Regions from separate parts of the Homo sapiens genome. Here region 1 is linked to region 2. Evidence: chromatin contacts called from ENCODE Hi-C or POLR2A ChIA-PET data. All regions are on one chromosome and are shown on one strand. The core of a region is the stretch at or near the end of the contact, and the rest is flanking DNA. Distances in the headings are between cores, read along the strand shown. Region 1 overlaps LOC124904939 (a long non-coding RNA gene). Region 2 overlaps CASS4 (Cas scaffold protein family member 4).

Region 1 (6,150 bases), core at 3,455-5,954, 1.0 Mb after region 2:
TGTGACGTGAGATCCTGGAGCAGAAAGTGGACATCAGGAAGAAGCTGTGAGTCCTGAACGTGACCTATGGTCTGATTCATATTATTGCATCGGCCGGGCACAGTGGCTCACGCCTGTAATCCCAGCACTTTGGGAGGCCGAGGCAGGTGGATCATCTGAAGCCAGGAGTTCAAGATCAGCCTGGCCAACATAGTAACACCCCGTCTCTACTGAAAATACAAAAAATTAGGCAGGCGTGGTGGCACGTGCCTGTAATCCCAGCTACTCGGGAAGCTGAGGCAGGAGAATCACTTGAACCTGGGAGGTGAAGGCTGCAGTGAGATGAGATTGCACCACTGCACTCCAGCCTGGGTGACAAAGCAAGACTTGGTCTCAAAAAAAAAAAAAAAATTATTGCATCAATGTGAATGCCTTAGTGTTGCTGATTGTCCTGTGGTTTTGTAAAATGCTAATAGGAAAGAAGCTGGGTGAAGGGCGTATGGGAACTCTCTGCACTTACTCTCTTTGCACCTTTTCTTTCTTTCTGGAGATGGTGGTCCTGGCTTGCCAGGGTCAAGCTCAGGGCTTGAGTGGGATTACAGGCATAAGCCACGGCGCCTGGCCTCACCTGCCTATTTATGATTACAGCAATTTGCAGGACCATAGTTTTGTGTGCACCAGTGAAACAGCTCACATGAGAATGATCTGCGCTGTGCACAGTGCTTCGATTTTGTGTTTTCCACTGATGACATGTTGAGGTCCAGGGAGGAGGGGTATAGGTGAGGCCCATTCTTGGAAGAGCAGCCCCCACCCACCCCAGGGCTCAGCCCTGTCACACCCGTCCCCCGAGGACTGGCATTTGGGCATCATCACCTTTTTACTACTTTCATCACCTTCTTCAAACGGGCCATCCGTGGAACTGCAGCAGGGCAGCGGGTCGGGGGTGGGGGAAGCGTGGGCCTGGGCTGGGGGTGGGCTTGGGGGCTGTGCACTGCTCTGTAGGCTCCCCGAGGCTCCTCTGATAGAAATCATCCTATCAGGATGCATGATCCAGGACAGTCACGCAGGGCTCAGAAGCCAGGACAGTCACTCAGGGCTCAGAAGCCAGGACAGTCACGCAGGGCTCGGAAGGGCCCTGCTCAGGGTTTCCTGCTCTGCTGTTACCATCTTGAAATTCTTCTTTCTTTTTTTTTTTCTGAGACAGAGTTCTCACTCTGTCACCCATGGGCATGATCTCCACTCACTGCAAACTCCGCCTCCCAGGTTCAAGTGATTCTCCTGTCTCAGCCTCCTGAGTAGCTGGGATTACAGGCGTGCACCACATTCCTGGCTAATTTTTGTATTTTTAGTAGAGACAGGGTCTCACCATGTTGGTCAGGCTGGTCTTGAACTCCTGACCTCAAGCGATCCGCCTGCCTCGGCCTCCTAAAGTGCTGGGATTATAGGCATGAGCCACTGCGCCCAGCCCATCTTGAAATTCCTGGTAATGTTTCAACAAGGGGCTCTGCGTTCATTTTGTCAAACTTCATGTGGACATCTGACAACAGCGAGCACCTTCGGAGCCCTGGTCATGTGCCAGCTCTGCCCTAGGCCAGCCACACACACTGCCTCCTTGAATCCTACTAGCCGTTCTGTTACAGGCATGGTCATCATCAACCCATTCTGCAGATAGGGAAACTGAGACTCAGAGAGCTCCTGATTCAGGCAATACCAGGTAACATCAGCTTTGAAAATCAAATCTGGCCAATCCCTTTTTTTTCAAACTGAGACCCAGAGCGGCTAGAGTTGGCTCAGGGACACGCAGCCCCTGTGTCTCACTGCAGGGTTCCCAGCCATTCCCCAGGGAGGAACAAGAGACCATCTGCCCCCCGGGTGCTTTCTCCGGGCCTTTTTGGAAGGCCCCATTGGCTGGGTTCATTTTGCCACATTTCCTTTCTTCCTGGCTGGTGGGGAGGACTGTCTCAATGAGGGGTGAACAAACCCCGGTTTTAATCAGAGCAGCCACTTCCTCTCACCAGAGAAGAAACCCGCCCTCTCACAACCCACTTTCTATATTTAGACCCAGGGCCTCGCCTTGAGCTGGGCCAGGGCTGGGTGTGGCGGGGCCTGCGGCTGCTTCCGGCTCTCGGGAAGGAAGTTTCCACCTGTTTCCCAAGAGCCAGAGACACGAAGCCTGCAGGTCCTAGGCTGAGTGCAGGATTCTTGAGCCCACAGGGGCCCATAGGACAGTAGTTCCAGCCTCCCCCTCTGCAGCTCCACAGCCATGTGGGGGACAAGGCCCATTTCCAGGACAAGAGAAGCCCACTCCCATTTCATTCATTCCTTCAGGGACCTGGTGTTTTCTGGGTGCCTCCCACAACCCAGGTGCCGTTCTAGACTCTGGGGATACGGCAGGGAACAAGACAGGCCCCTGCCTTCACGGAGCTGACAGTCTAATGGGAATGACAGAAGTAAATACAATAAAAATAAACTAATAAAACAGAAACCGGATATAACTAAGGAAAGGTAATGAAGGCATAAATCAGGCAGATGGACCAAGAGGCGTAGTAGAGTGGGCAACACCAGGGGCGGGGTCCCAGGGCCTCTGCAGGCCCCTGGGGTGTGGAAGGGCCTGGAATGCAGCGACAGACTGAACAGGGCTTAAGGCAGAGAGGACAGAGCGTGCTGATGTCACAGCCAGGGCTCTTGTGCCTGGTGTGGGAGCCAGTCAAGCTGGAGACAGGGGTGAGGTCAGGCCCTGCAGGGCCCGGGCACTAAGGCAGAGGTGTGGATCTCAAATACCAAGAGAAACCACCCAGCGCTTTTGAACCTAGCGTGACATGCATCACGAGCTGTGTGGTTTTTTTAAAGCTCACCCCTACTGTGATGTCAAGAAAGGGAGGCAAGGGGCCAGGGGAGGGAGTCCAGGCCAGTTGGAGGGGGTCCAGGCCAGCATGAAGGGGGTTCAGGCCAGTGTTGAGAGGGTCTAGGCCAGTGTAGAGGGGGTCCAGGCCAGCGTGGAGGGGTGGTACCCCAATAGTCTAGGGCACTGGCTCTCCACTGGGGCCATTCTGCTCCTCAGGGGATGTTGGGCAATGTCTAGAGACATTTTTTCTTGTCATAGTGGTGGTGTGCTACAGGCACCTGATAGGCAGAGGCCAGGGGTGCTGCCAAGCATCCTGCCATGTCCCCACAGCGGAGAAAGATCTGGCCCCAAATGTCAAAGGGGTGGCGGTTGAGAAAGCCCGGCCTAGCGGGAGGAGGTGGTGGCGAGCAGGGCGACAGTGGTGGAGGAAAGTGATGTGCCCCGTTCTGGGATCCAGGGTGCATGGAGCATGGATGAGGAGTCACTTGGCATTCTGCTCTGAGTATTTAAGAGTGACCCATGAGAGCTGTAAACTCAAGTCTCAAGTGTGGGTGACCTCCAACACCCAGGCAAGGGTTCGCCTAGCATGAGCTCCGCTGCCGAGCGCAGTGTCTGCAGGACTATTCTGCACACATCTTTGGCAGTGCCCCCATGTGGTGGCAAGATGCCCCGGCATCAGTGACCTTCGGCAGTCAACCCCCAGCAGTGGGTTAAGGAAGACTTCGGTGTCCTTGGAAGATTGAAAACGAGAGAGGACTCGAGAAGGGGGTTCTGGGCTTCTTGCTAATAGAGAATCTGGGTACCTGAGTGATTAAGGAGCAAAGGGACACAGTCATCTGGGGATCATAAATTGATGGAGTGGCTTATTCTGACTTCATTAGGAGTTCCCAGGAGAGCCAGGGAAAGGGGAGGAGGATTGCTGGGTTCAGGAAAGGCACCTGTCACACGCGTGCCTCACTGACTTGCTCGTTGCTCCAAGAACATAGTCAATGCTCCCTCTTCTTTGCATCTCCAGCTTCAGTGCTCTTCAGTTTGTCAGGCGCCTGCAGTCCCAACCCTGGGAGAGCACTCCTCAGCTGGCAGGCTCCAAAATACCCAGGACGAGGGGAAGGCAGGAATGGCGTGGATGGGGCGGGAGGCTTTCCCCATCTCCCCCAGCTTCAAGCCCTTGTCTCCCCTTCCTACTTAGAAGATGCTTCCAATGTGGGCCTGCCAGCTCCAGCTGACAGCACCAGGCACTGTCCCAGACACCACCTGAAAAACAATCAAAGGCAGTGAACAAACCATGAATCCCTCAGGAAATACAGACAGTTAAACAGTACACGGAGGAATGCACAGCCTTGCTGATCGAATGAGAAAAAAAAATCGATAAAACAAGCCCAGTGCTGCAAAGGATGCGGGGAAAATAACACATCCCTTTGCTGTAAACAGATTCCGATTTTGAAGATGCTTCTGTCTGCATGGAAAAAGCCCCACGCAGCTGCCTGACCCCCCGACCTCGAATATTATCTTGAGGCGGGGTTCTGCATCTGAGGAAATAACCCTCAGCAGGAAAAGCGTTCACAGCAACCTTATTTAAACTGAGAGGTGGAAAAAAGAAAACAACCCAGACGTCCCTTGCTCACACTTGTGGAGCGCTCACACTACGCGAGGTGCCGGACACGCATTAGCTCTTTGATCCTTTCCACTGCTCTGTGAGTTGTGGTTTATGAACCTCCCATTTTACAATAAGCAGGGGACACAACAGAGGCCAGCCCTCCCTCCACAGCCGCTCAGGGGCTCAGAGCTGAGGCACCTCAGCGCCACCTGGAGCTTGGGTTCCCCTCCCTCCAAGCTGTTTCTTAGCAACATGAGGCAACCTTGTCTGCGAAAGAGGAGGTGACCGCAGCTCCTGGGGATGTGCCAACTCTGGGATGTGACGGGAAGACAAAGGGCTTCTGTCCCCTTCTGCCTGGCGGTAAGAGAGCCGGCCGCCCGGCAGGCATGCCCCAGCCTGTGGTTCTGGAATGCGGGCAAGCCACCGTCCCCAGAGACCTGTGTTGGTGGCCAGGCCAGCCCACACACCCGATTGGCACATACTCTTGTGCTTGCCCAGGAGCGGAGTCAGACCATTCACGCTGCCTTCATGGGAGTTGAACAGTTGAACTGATGCCCTTAAACCCAGTGTTTCCCTCTGGGAAGACGCCCGGGGGCCTCGTGGTTGTAGGTGCTGGAAGGATAGCTCCAGCTCCAGGCACCTGCCACATAAAGGTAGTTGTGAAATTTCGGACATGCTCTTGGCACAGGGCAGAGGTTGGGGATCTCTTGCCTGTGCGGAGAGGACAAGGGGACAAGGGGACGTGCCTGAGGCTGGTGTGGGTGTTGATGTGACCTCTGCTCTTGGGGTCCAGTCTCCCCAACTCTGGCTGGCCTGGATGAGTGTGCCAGAAATGGGACTCTGGCCATCGCAGTCCACTGGGTGCCCTGTGTGGTAGGCACAGTGTCCAGGGGAATAGCTGTTTGTCTCCAATGATTGTTCTCTTCTTCTCGGCTGAGCTGGGGGCTCATGTGTCTTTAATACTGGCCAACTCCTGCTTACCCCCCGCTCCATCTGAGAGAGCAGGCCCCAGGCTCCTGGCGTGTGCAGGTGGCAGTTTACGAACACACTGTGACAGCATCTGAAATCCTGGTCAATACTAAACACGACTGATGGCCACTGTGCTTATTTTCAGAGTCATCTGCAAAGCAAGTGATACTGGTTTTCCATTTACATTGGTGCAACAGAATTTCCTTTTAAAATAGACATTTATTTATTTATTGTATTTACTTTTTTGAGACAGGGTCTCACTCTGTCCCCCAGGTTGGGGTACAGTGGTGCAGTCTTGGTTCACTGCAACCTCCACCTCCTGGGTTCAAGTGATCCTCCAGCCTCAGCCTCCCAAGTAGTTGGGACTACAGGCATGTGCCACCATGCCAAGCTAATTTTTGTATTTTTGGTAGAGATGGGGTTTCACCATGTTGACCAGGCTGGTCTCGAACTCCTAACCTCAAGTGATCCATAGGCCTCGGCCTCCCAAAGGGCTAAAATAAACATTTAAGTAAAAAAAAAAAGAAAAAAATCTGAGTCATTTTAAAGAAAAGTATGAAACAAATGGTAGACCAGATGAGATGGTCAAGGTCACAGAGGGAGCCTCAGAATGCATGAAGTTTGGGAACCCTGGGCAAGGGCCCTCCTTAGCCCCTGGCAAGGTCACTCCGGATGGTGTGGGTCTTACCAGCCTCTCCTCATCCTGGCCTTGTTTTAGTCGCCAGGGCCTGGGTGGCAGATTCTTGAGTCTCTGGGATCT
Region 2 (7,069 bases), core at 2,575-5,074:
CACCCCCACCCACCCACGCAGTACCAGGAAACACCCAAGTTGTCGACACCTAGTTCAGAGGCATCCTCAGTTAACTGTTTCTTGGGTGTCCCTACAGAAACTATCAATGCATCTATAAGATACATGTTTTAAGGTTTTACACAAATAGGAGCTGTAAGTAAAGATCTGTTGAGCTTCTTGCCTTTAGCAACTACCAATACGTACTGGTGTTCAGTTCATATTAGTGCAGTTGATCCATCTCATTAATCTTAATGCCTACATTGTTGCTCAATTGCTTTATAAATGGTAGCACAATGCTTCAAGGGGTCATGTCATGTCAGTGGTCCTTAGCTTTGGGGCATTCGCCTTTAAAACAACCCTGCCTTTCATTCAGGGCCACCGCAGATAGCCTTTCAGACCCTGAAGTTCGCCTTTGTACATCGTATGGTAAACAGGGACTGTTCTCGCAAGCTGTTCCTAATTCTACCTGCTGGCCAGTAGCTCCGTTGCCAGTAGAGCTGCTTTCACCTTTGTGCATGGCAGATTTTGTGTAATATCCAGACTGATTTATTCTATTTTTTAAAAATTGTTTTATAGAACAAGGCGAAATTTTTTTAAAACACGTGATATTAGTGATAGGAAACACTGGCCTCAAAGGTGGTAAATTTAACACCTCATTCATTGGTTTGTGGAACTCTAGCCAACTAGTCAACTCCATTCAAGAAATACTAGAAATTTAGTTTTCGTGGGTTTTTTTGAGGTGGAGTTTCACTCTGTCGTCCAGGCTGGAGTGCAGTGGCATGATCTTGGCTCACTGCAACCTCCACCTCCCAGGTTAAAGCAATTCTCCTGCCTCAGCCTCCCAAGTAGCTGGGATTACAGGCATGTGCCACCATGCTCAGCTAATTTCTGTATTTTTAGTAGAGACGGGTTTTCACCATATTGGCCAGGCTGGTCTCGAACTCCTGACCTCAAGTTATCTGCCTGTCTCAGCCTCCCAAAGTGCTGGGATTACAGGCGTGAGCCACTGCGCCCAGCCAGAAATTTAGTTCTAAAAGAACTAAAATTGTCTAAAAGACAAGGAGGATAAGTGGGCTTATTATACGTAAGTTCTTATTTTGGATTTTTGGTAGTTTCAAGATGCCTTAGTTACGAAAATAGAGTCTGCAATGTACTTTAGTGATTCAGTCCTGTTTGCTATAAATTCTGTTTACTTCCGTGTGTGTGTGTGTGTGTGTGTGTGTGTGTATGCACACATGCCATTACAGGTAATATTGAAATTAGCATCTTCATACACAGCCCTTTTTTCCCCAATAACATGATTTTCTCACTGGAGTAAATGTCCAGGAATTGAAAGAGGATTTTACTGAATGAAATAAGCTTTGGCACTTATTTTCCATCATTTTCTGAGAATTTCTGATATTTGATTCTATTTTAAACCTACTTTCCCCAGTATTTTCTCTACAATCTGTACTTTCTTTTATAAAGACAGCTATGTGCTCATTCAGTTTTCTGAAGGCATTTTTCAAGCAAGCATCTTTACTATGTTACTGAAGAGTGGATGGTCCAATATTTATACTGTAAGAACATTTAAATGTGATTATCTTTCACATTTTAAATTCAGCCTCAATTAAAGAGCAAATCTTTTTTGTCTCTCTCCCATCTCAACTCTGAGTGGCATGGTTTTGGACCCACTCAAGAAGGATCAAGGTAAAAATGTAGAATTTTTTAAAAAATCTTCCACATCTCAAGGTTGGTTTAAACACGACAAAATGTGTTGGCTTGGAAGTGTGTACCACTTGCTGGGACTTGGCTTGCTTCAGTGCTTCTGGGCAAGAAAGCCTGGTGAGGCTTCGTTTGTGAGTGGAGAGCAGTTTTAGGTTCTCTTTGTACCTTTAGCAGCTCTGAGGTGGTGAGCAAGACATTTCAAACTCAGTCTTTGTTGAAGGGCAAATGGGATTGTGTGCAGAAAGCTGACCTGGCCCTTCAGGGCCCATTAGATCCCACTCCGAGCAGCTCTCCTGCCTCAGTTCCTTCCCCTTCTCCCCTGCTGTTCCCCGCCTTGGATTCTTCTCTCTCTAGCAAGCATCGCCTCACCCAGAGGCCTCTCTGGACCACGCTGTGCAAATCACTTCCCCCCTACACAGGCCCACCGCCAACACTCTCATCTATCTTACCTTCACTTATTAAGATCTGAAATTATCTCACTTTGTTTGTTCCTCTGTCTTCCTCTCTGGGAACGAAACTCCATGAGGGACAGACCTGGGCTTTCTTACTCAGTGCTGCATCTCCGGTGCCTACAACAGTGCCTGCACAAAGTAGTTGCTCAATACATGCTTTGTGGTAGTGTGTGAACGAATGGGAGCTTACAGGGAGTGCAGGTGGAGCCCTGGCTGCAGCCCCGCTGTGAGGATAGGAACAGCACTACTTTCTAGTCAGCAGGTGTTTGGCAACGGAGGTCATTCCTGACTCTCAGCTCTCTAACCCCTACCTGGCGTCAGCCTAAGCTGCCACTCAGCCTGTTCTCTTGACAATTGTCCCCCTCCTTGTCCATGGTCAGATGTTGCCTTAGATGCAAGCTGTTGCTATTGAAATCAAGGTCACAAAGACCTGTAGCCTCCCTCCAGCATTTCCCAGCAACTTCCTCCCTTCATCTATTCCACGAGGCAAAACAGCCCAGACACAACACCCAACTCGAAAACACAGCTCACCATCCATGCCTCAGCCATTCACCCAATGCATAGTTATTGGGCTCCGGGGGTTCAGGGTGATCAAGACAGAGCTGACATTCCAATGGAGTGAGCATGACAGTGAGTAAATAGACCCATGGTTTCAGGTGGTGAGAACTGCCAGAAAGAGGAGAAAACAGGGGGATCTGATGGAGGCGATGGATGGAAAAGGCCACTCTGAACACCCAAGAGATGGGAAAAGCTTTCCAGGAAGAGGGAACAGCAGATGCCAAGGGCCTGCAGTGGGAAGGTATTCAGCATAGTACAGGGCCCCTGTAAAGACCCATGGGGTCAAAGAAGAGTAAACCAAGAGAGAGAGGGGTCAGAAGTGAGATCTGAGGTGTAAGCAGGATAACATAGGGCCTGGTCGGCCGTGTAAGAGCTTTGAAGCCATTCTAATTGCAAAGGAAACCACCAGCCCACTTAAAGCAGGAGATGACATGATCTAATTTATGTTTTCTAGATCACTCAGGCTGCTGTGCAACAGATGGGCTGTAAGTAGGAAAGAGCAAAAGCTGGTAAACGTGGAGACTTCAGTGTAGGTGGCTTCATTTTCCACTGGGGTGGTACCCTGCTCTTCTCCATGGACACGAAGGAGAATCGTGTACTCTGTCTTTAAAAAAGTAGAACTTTTGATGTTTGAGACCGCTGGTCGCCGTGTCGGGTGGGGAGTGGTTGTGAGCAGAAAAAATAGTAAATCAAGGAGTAGATAGCTTCTATTTATGTGTGTTACGTTTGATTCAGGAACACAATGTACCTTTCATTCCGTCAACAAATATTGAATGCCTGCTGCACACCAGGCACTGTTCTAAATGCTTCCAAGTCCAAGTGCCTGGTCCCCTTTCTCCATATGTAGTAAATAATTATTATGACTAATAAAAAATCCATCACATACTCATTATTGGTTCCCCTGTTTAATCACCTGTAGTCTTTGAACATTTTATTTCCTATAGAGCACACTTGGGGGGAAAAAAAGCTAAGGAGAATGCCACCATCACCCCAAAACTTAAAAGGTCTGAGAATAGACAGGCATTGGCCGACACGATAATGGAATGGGGAAGCAACTGTAGAATCAAAACAGGGCCGTTTTGGAATTGCGATGACTAAGGGAGGAAATGACAGGGGCCTGAAGGGGAAATAGCTTAAAAGGAGGAAGGTGGGAGGCTGGTAAGAGAGCTGCCACGGAGGGGGAGATTAGAACACTCCAACTTGAGTTGCAAAAAAAGGAAATACATTTTTTAGGAACCATTTCCAAACATAACGCCTATGAAGTGTTTGTTCAGGGGAAGAGCAGCCTTGTACACACACCTACGAAAAGCATAGTCGACACTGAGAAGACTGAGAAGAATATGCGTGGCCTCTTGTTCCTGGGAAAGCATCCCCAGCTCTCAGTGTGGGAGATCCTGCACTTCCCCCACACCACCCCCGCTCAGGCTGGAGTACAGTGGCACAATCTCAGCTCAGTGCAACCTCAGCCTCCTGGCTTAAGTGATCCTCCCACCTCAGCCTCCCAAGTAGCTGGGGCTTCAGGCATGCACCACTGTGCCCGGCTAATTTTTGTATTTTTAGTAGAGGTGGGTTTTTTTTCACCATGTTGCCCAGGCTGGTCTCGAACTCCTGTTTTTAAGTGATTGGCCCACCTCAGCTTCCCAAAGTGCTGGGATTACAGGCGTGAGCCACCGTGCCCGGCTAGGCTCTGCACTCTTAAAACTCCTCTAGGAGGCCAGGCACAGTGGCTCATGCCTGTAATCCCAGCACTTTGGGAGGCCAAGGCAGGTGGATCATCTGAGGTCGGGAGTTCAATACCAGCCTGACCAACATGGAGAAACCCCATCTCTACTAAAAACACAAAAATTAGCTGGGCTTGGTGGTGCACGCCTGTAATCCCAAATACTCAGGAGACTGAGGCAGGAGAATCGCTTGAACCCAGGAGGCGGAGGTTGTGGTGAGCCGAAATCACGCCATTGCACTCCAGCCTGGGCAACAAGAGCGAAAACTCCATCTCAAAAACAAACAAACAAAAGAAAGCTCCTCTAGGAGATGAGTGTGGACTGTGAAAAAGTTATTCACAGGCAATTTGAGGCCACCTACCTGGCCACTCAGAGAGTTTCTCCACGAGTTTATGTTAGTGAATGTATTGTTCTTTTCCTTTGAACAACTGCTTCACCTTATCATCAAGAGCAGCTTTTGTTTGCTCTACATGTTCTGGACAGCCCAGGCAGTCTGTCTTTTGTGGGGTTAGGGAGGGACAGGGGGCAAAAGAGCAGTAGGGTCATCCCTGTGTCTTGGAGGTGTTTGCCATCTGGTTAACAGTAAGTGAAAAGTGCTTTGTGGAATGTTCACTTTGGGTTCAGAAATTTTCTTTTAGAGACAGGGTCTCACTTTGTCACCCAGACTGGAGTGCAGTGGCGTTATCATAGTTCACTACAACCTCAAACTCCTGGGCTCAAGCAATCCTCCTGCCTCAGCCTCCCAAGTAGCTGAGACTACTGGTGCACGCCACCATGCCCATCTAATTTTTTTTTTTTTTTTTGTAGAGATGAGGGGCTCTCCCTATATTGCCCAGGCTTGTCTCGAACTCCTGACCTCAAGCAGTCCTCCTGCCTCAGCCTCCTAAAGCACTGAGATTACAGGAGTGAGCCACCACACCCGGCCCAGGTTCAAAAGTGAGAGTCTCCCCACGGTTGAAAGGGGAATAGAAGCACAAGAGTCAGTAATCAATAACAAACAACTCAAGGTGCTCCTTCCTTACACTGGTGTTCCCCAAAGTGAGGTGAATTGCCAGCCACTGGGAGTCAGGGCCAGTTACATAAGACATTCTCGGTAAGCCCCCTTTGGGTATCCCAAATAAGGACTGGGGTGGGTTTATGTGTAGTCCATTATTAACAACTAAACGAACAAACCTAGTGAATTGCAATAAATTCACACCAACAGAACAAAAGAAGAAAAGCTTAAACAAAAGAGTGGCTCCTTGCTTTCCTGAAGCACCTCTAAAAATGACCATAGAAAGATGGAAAAGTTTGGTGAACAAGCCTGAACCTTCACTCATTTCTCTGTCATGCATTAAACAGCTTGAGCCAGCTTTGAATTCTTCCGGGTCAATCAAATGGAAGTGCCCTGACTGCAGGCATGCCAGAGGATTTCAAGTGTGGTGCACAGAACAGTTTTTGTACAATACTGGTGTATCTTGATTTGCATTCAAACAAACTAAAACTAGCTCATCAAACCTGTAATTTCATGGGTAACATCGCTGAGGGACAGTTGTTTTTTAATTGACTCAATTTGTTATTTTACCTAAAAAATTGTAGTGGCACGTGGATATGACAGGAAGCAGGCAGTTGCTAGACACAAAACCCTTTAGAAACACAGGCTGGGGGCTGGGTGTGGTAGTCCACGCCTGTAATCCCAGCACTTTGGGAGGCTGCAGTGGGAGGATCGCTTGAGCCCAGCTGTTGGAGACCAGCCTGGGCAACATAGCGAGACTATCTCTACAAAAAATTTTTAAAAGTAGCTGGGTTTGGTGGCTCATGCCTGTAGTCCTAGCTACTTGAAAGGCTGAGGTGGGAGGATCGTTCGAGCCCAGGAGTTCGAGGCTGCAGTGAGCTGTGATCGCGTCACTGCAGTCCAGCCTGGGTGACAAAGTGAGACCCTGTCTCTAGAAAAGAAAAGAGAAAAAGAAACACAGGCTTAGACAAAGTTTTCTTCTAATTGGTGTCGGCATAATTGCTTACGACCCATCAAATAACACAAAACTCCTTCTTTCTTTATGCCTTTCCTCACTTTTTTCCTTAAAAAAAGAAAAAAGGAAAGAGGGAAGGAAAGGAAAGGAAGTTAGAGAGAAAAGCACCTGCATGTTATTTTCTCTGTAATCCCTCAGATGGCTTTCATGAACTAAGAGGTAAGAGTAAGAGAAGAATTCATGGGAAATGTAGATTTTGCAGCTGGATGGGAACTTTGGCGATTGCCCTGGGAAGCTATCTCACTTTCAGGTGAAGAAACTGAAACCCAGAGAAGTTCTGTTACTTGCCTCCTCCTTCGGTGGGTTTTTCATGAGCAAGGGTGAAATTGTCAGCCCCTTGACTTGATCCAACAGTTCCCCAAACCAAATATCTTAAGCAATAACTCAGGGACTTAGCTGGCAAGGAATAGACTTGGCGGTGGCAGGCAGTGGCAAGGCTGTGAATGAACACACTACGATCTCTGGAGCACTTTGAGTTGGAGAATGCAGTCTGGTATGACATGGGCCCATCTTGGGCCACATCCATGATAATCAATTATGTGAAGGCCTGAGAGACCTTTATTGTTGCATCATTTCAATCCTGAGCTTAGATCAAGGAAACCAGTCACCTGTTCCCCCGGTG

What was found. Hi-C counts contacts between places; a loop is a spot of excess contacts on that map. ChIA-PET counts read pairs that join two places held with the same protein, here RNA polymerase II (POLR2A).
Region 1: a map of breast epithelium shows a loop between it and region 2 (16-fold over the local background). The contact joins two enhancer-like sites. A Hi-C loop is called at or near these places in 1 of 168 maps with a recorded cell type or tissue (breast epithelium). POLR2A ChIA-PET finds 5 or more read pairs at or near these places in 1 of 52 experiments (activated T-cell).

What each region holds. Positions count from the first base shown.
Region 1 is chr20:57,431,072-57,437,221 of GRCh38, forward strand. LOC124904939 (a long non-coding RNA gene) reads right to left here. Exons shown (of 2, transcript XR_007067672.1): 2 at 3,590-4,078. Among named protein-coding and RNA genes, the nearest start is that of RBM38-AS1, 41 kb to the left of the region's middle. RefSeq lists enhancers at 1,670-1,719, 2,581-2,660, 4,794-4,853. Within about 2 kb of position 4,705, at least 12 of the 41 ENCODE cell types and tissues checked have a DNase peak (open chromatin) inside an H3K27ac peak, as active enhancers do.
Region 2 is chr20:56,415,332-56,422,400 of GRCh38, forward strand. The region is part of intron 1 of CASS4 (Cas scaffold protein family member 4); the gene reads left to right. Among named protein-coding and RNA genes, the nearest start is that of CASS4, 6.6 kb to the left of the region's middle. Within about 2 kb of position 3,825, at least 11 of the 41 ENCODE cell types and tissues checked have a DNase peak (open chromatin) inside an H3K27ac peak, as active enhancers do.